2 separate regions of the Homo sapiens genome follow, and region 2 is linked to region 1. A link is a loop called in an ENCODE intact Hi-C map of the cell type or tissue named here. Cell type or tissue: transverse colon. All regions are shown on one strand. Region 1 overlaps PIK3C2G (phosphatidylinositol-4-phosphate 3-kinase catalytic subunit type 2 gamma). Region 2 overlaps PLEKHA5 (pleckstrin homology domain containing A5).

The links. A loop is a pair of places that touch in the nucleus more often than their neighbours do. Peaks named below come from ENCODE experiments on the same cell type or tissue, not always from the same donor. Only the 100,000 strongest peaks of a DNase experiment are listed, where the experiment ranks them.
Region 2: a loop joins it to region 1, with 5 times the contacts of the local background. A loop is called at or near these places in 1 of 110 quality-filtered maps.

Annotation. Positions count from the first base shown.
Region 1 is chr12:18,573,593-18,576,092 of GRCh38, forward strand. All of the region lies in intron 29 of PIK3C2G (phosphatidylinositol-4-phosphate 3-kinase catalytic subunit type 2 gamma), which reads left to right. Among named protein-coding and RNA genes, the nearest start is that of PLCZ1, 160 kb to the right of the region's middle. In transverse colon, no CTCF peak of the experiment used is centred here; no DNase peak of the experiment used is centred here.
Region 2 is chr12:19,273,177-19,275,676 of GRCh38, forward strand. PLEKHA5 (pleckstrin homology domain containing A5) reads left to right here. Exons shown (of 32, transcript NM_001256470.2): 11 at 1,340-1,807. Among named protein-coding and RNA genes, the nearest start is that of PLEKHA5, 140 kb to the left of the region's middle. In transverse colon, no CTCF peak of the experiment used is centred here; a DNase peak (open chromatin) is centred at 965; H3K27ac peaks cover 509 bases.

The DNA.
Region 1 (2,500 bases):
GCTGTCTAACACTTTCCAGCAAAGTTTAAAAAGCAAATGTCTAGCTGTTTCAATTATTCTCATTAGGATATTTGGACAAAATGGCCTAACCTACTATCACCAGAAAATGGAGTCTAAAACTGCAGCCATCACCCAAGCTACCCCTGGTTTTAAGAGATAGCTGCCATTTTGCTTCTCCGTCTCTTTCTTGTGCTCTACTACAGCCATTCTCTCATAGGTTGCTATTGTAGGGTCTCAGTCTGTGGTCACTTTCCAGCCCAAAAAGTATTAAAGGATTTCTTATTGGGCTGTTTGCTGCTACCCACCAGTGGCTCTGAGAATAGCCTAGAAAATTGAAGGGAAATGCTAAACCCTAATTCTGTCCCATCTCACATGTGGATCAAAAAAGGCTTTTAAGATCACACAAATACACACACGTACTCTATATATGCACAGAACATACAACTTCTGAATGCTAAAAGGAGCTCTAATTTTCTTTACTGTTAGGTTCTCATATCATCATCCTGTATGAAGGACTCATCTTATTTGAGATGAATGCTACATTTCATAGGGAGGCACCAAACTAACAGAATATTCTAGATTTCTTGGAGAGACACAGGATCTTTTAGTGATTTATCTGAAACATTATCCTTAAAAGTAAAGAGTACAAGGCCTTTTGGATTTTTTGCGTTTTGATGTAAGAGTGAAGAACAGTTATAGAATATTTTTAGCTAGTCCTCAGATCTTGATAACTTTAATGTCACCCATGAGAACCCATTTCTAATATTAACGCGACTAGTCAATAAGCCACCATTTTTATAAAGAAAAACTTATCTGTAACATTCAGTTTGCTAGTTACTAAAATGCCTATTATCAAGTTCTGAGTGAATAACAGAAGCACATGTACTGACTGCATCTAGAATGGGCTTCTTGATTAGAATACTAAAAACCCCCTCCTTTTTCCCTCCCCATACCACTGCCCCAATTGTGCATCTTTGATTAGGGCATTAACAGGTCATTCCTAGACTCGACTCTGCAGTCTTGATTAAATGCTAGCAGCACTTGGGTTATACCTTGACTTAAGAGACATATATATAATATCATGTTGCACATACAGACATATTTCAAAGTAAATTACAGGCATTGTAACAGTAGGAAAACAGCTAACCCCGTAACTAGAACTTACTAAAGGGCAAAAGAGCTTTATTTTTTTCTCAGCTGTCAGTTCAACAACATTTCTTTTCCACTGGATCTTGGGAAAGCCTTTAGATGAAATTACATCTCAAGTCATGGTTTAAATTTCTTTTGTTACATGCTATATAATAGATTGAATCAGTACATATAAAAAAAACTTACTGAAATTTAAAAATATATCAATGCATATATACAAAATAGCCTCCTAATTGTAAAATAGACTCACTGACTCAGCATGTTGGCTTATTGCTGTGCCTCCTAGTTCAGTAATATTGTGGTTTAATGATAAATAGATGTACTTAAAGAAGAAAATCCTAGGTCATAGGGGTCCTAAGCACTGTTAGAGAAAACCTGAGCTGTCAATCAGGACTGCATTAGATTGCATATAGTCAGGAGCAAGAAGAGGTGAAGCTTTTAGATCCCTTTCAGCAGTTACTAAGAAAACAAGTGGTTCTCAAATTATAGTTCCTATATGGTGCTGGGAACCTCACCTTGAAACTGATATAAGAATGTTAAATATTGGCCCTATCTAGAGCTACTAAATCAGAAACTTAAGAGGTGGGACCCAGCAATCTTTGTTTTTAACAAGTCCTCCAGAAGATCTCAATACATGGTAGTATTTGAGAACCATCGTCTCAGACAATAAATATCTTCCCATTTATTTTTCAGTTTAAATATGGTCAGTCATTTGGCCTCCAACATAGCAGGTACTCAAGTATTCTATTATATTATTGATTCTTAGCAAATTTTGATACAAGAACATTGTGCTGCAATATTATTTCAAGGCTGGTAGACTCTCAGCTGGAGATGCTATGTTGTGTCAAAGGGCAACTGCCTGAGCACCTAAGGAGGTGTACTCAACTAATTCCAAGTGAGGTAGAGAAGGCATCCCAGATGGTATGGCATTTAAGATGATATTAAAGGGCAAGTAGCAGTTGGTAACTGGAAATCGGGAAAAGTCGTGCTAGGCAAAGAGAACTGCAAAAACAAAACATTATGGTTACACGCTTTCTCCTGTTTAGAAACTTAAAGAACAAAATGACTATATTTATCTCTATTTTTACCCCATGTCTAGCACTAATACTCTTACCAATGTTTATTAGTGTTTTTGAATGAGTAAATGAATAACAAAATCATTAGCACATACTAGCCTATAAAACTTCTGCTGCTATTGAAAACCTAAGGGACTGAAAGATTGCATCTGAGAAGTGATTAGCCATGGTCTCTAAACTTGTTTATTCTTATATCTTATCAAGTTTTTATTTAAATAATTGCTCATGGTTCCAAAATATATAACTCATTTAAATATATTTTATACACAAACTAC
Region 2 (2,500 bases), 700 kb after region 1:
GGGATTACAGGCATCAGTGGCCACACCTGGCCAACTTTTATTTTTCAAGAGAAAGAAGCACATAGTCTATCTTAGTAAATTTTCCCAATGTCTAATGTTGCCTCCAATCTAGAAGCCATGGTTTATATTTAACCTAAATATATGGATGGTTCATAACTTTACTCCAAGAAAAATAGTCACCTTTTTTTTTTAATTTTTTTTCCTTGGTGACCATATTCCAAAGCTTCTAGATATCTTCATCTATAGTTGATTACAGATATATGTATATAGATCTACATCCTTTCCACACGTCATAAACATTGGCAGCATTACCACACCTAGTTTCTGATAGAAGCATTTTTATTTATTGGAATATGGAGGGTTGGCTGGCTCCTGAGAGGCCTCCTAGAGTGGCATGATCTTGGCAGTTTCGTGCAGGTTCACACACTCAGCTTGATCTTTTCAGAGTCTGGAAGTGATTAGGCTCAGGGAAAGACCTAGATATGGCAACTAGAATAGTGAGCAAGTACAACTGTCGAGTGACCTAGACACATGCTGTTAACGAGCTCATTCTTTCAGTGGCCAGGTGGACATGGGATGCCAGATTCTAACCCAAGATTGCTTGATGTGTTGGAATTATAATGGTAAAATAAGGTCTGTGCCAGCCACTCATTAACTCATCTGATTCTCACAAGAACCCTCTGATCTTGGTGGCACAATCATACCCATTTACCAAAGAGGAAGCATAGGCACTTTAAGTGTTCTGTACTTTGCCTGAAGACTCAGCTAGTAAGAACAGAGTTGCAAGCTGGACATGTGCAGTCAGACTCCAAGAGCTCTAAAATCATACTGAGTTCCTCTTGAATACAAACAAAAGGAGTTAATTATATGGTTCAGATCTTTGATAGCATCAGACTATGATTTCCTGTTGCAGCCATTTCCACAACCAGACTCATGTTTGTCTCATGAGTCAACAAGCAGCTAACCTTGGCTGGGAGCCATGTGGCTCCTTTCAAGGGACTATCTACTGTGGTCCTTTAAGTGTAGACTTTGTGGTTTAACTGTCATAAGGCAATCTTAATTTGCTTTATTTTCAGATTCCTAATGGTGGGAGCACACATCACTTTTTACGCTCTAGTTCTTTATGTTTTCTTTTTCCCCCTTTCTGTTTATACATTCTGGTGTTGTGCTTGAATGTTAATATCACAGCATTGGGTATTTGTGTAGACTTGTCCACTGTGACCCTTTCCAGTCCCCTGGCCCCCACCCCCGTAAAGTATAATTTTTCCTAGATTGAATCCCAGAAGTAATATGTACATTATTTCATCTGATTTACTATGATTTTCTTCTCTGATTTCAGAGTGGACAAGATTACATCTGAAAATGCACCAACTAAAGAAACCAATAACATTCCCAACCATAGAGTGCTAATTAAACCAGAGATCCAAAACAATCAAAAAAACAAGGAAATGAGCAAAATTGAAGAAAAAAAGGCATTAGAAGCTGAAAAATATGGATTTCAGAAGGATGGTCAAGATAGACCCTTAACAAAAATTAATAGTGTAAAGCTGAATTCTCTGCCATCTGAATATGAGAGTGGGTCAGCATGCCCTGCTCAGACTGTGCACTACAGACCAATCAACTTGAGCAGTTCAGAGAACAAAATAGTCAATGTTAGCCTGGCAGATCTTAGAGGTGGAAATCGCCCCAATACAGGGCCCTTATACACAGAGGCCGATCGAGTCATACAGAGAACAAATTCAATGCAGCAGTTGGAACAGTGGATTAAAATCCAGAAGGGGAGGGGTCATGAAGAAGAAACCAGGGGGTAAGTGTCTGTCTTGTCATTATGAACCCAGGTTTCTTTGATGCTGTGTTGGTGGAGATTGGTTTCTGAGCTACTGATTAAAATATTGGTTTAAATTGTGTTTTAGCTGTTATAGCTTCATTACTACGTCTTTTGTTTATAATGATCAGATATAAGTATTTATTCTCTGTCTCTTATGTTCTGTCACCCAACTTTGCTAATGGCAAGGAGTCATCCTTCCTGGCCAAGCACAAGGAAAGGCTTGGGTTACAGGCAGAGATCGAGTTTATTTGGGAGAGGGAGGGAGCAAGCCCTGTCCTCCCAACCCACCCCTGTCTTGTCCCCTGCCATTATCACCTCTTCTCTGACTGTCCTCCATTACCAGTTTCTGCAGGTTGGTACAATGCAAGGATCTCCTGAGACAAGTAATATGGAGGCAGCAAAGGCCTACTGCTCTCTAATTCCCAGTCTTATTCTTGGGCTTTCTTTAAATCAGAATGCACATAACTATTAAATTCAAGGCCAGGCGCAGTTTTTCGGCTTGTAATCCCAGCACTTTGGGAGGCCAAAGCAGGAGAATCGTTTGATGCCAGGAGTTTGAGACCAGCCTGGGCAACCTAGCAAGACCCTATCTCTGTAAAAAATTCTTAAAAATTAGCCAAGCATAGTGGTGCATACCTGTAGTACCTACTACTTGGGGGAAGTTGAAGTGGG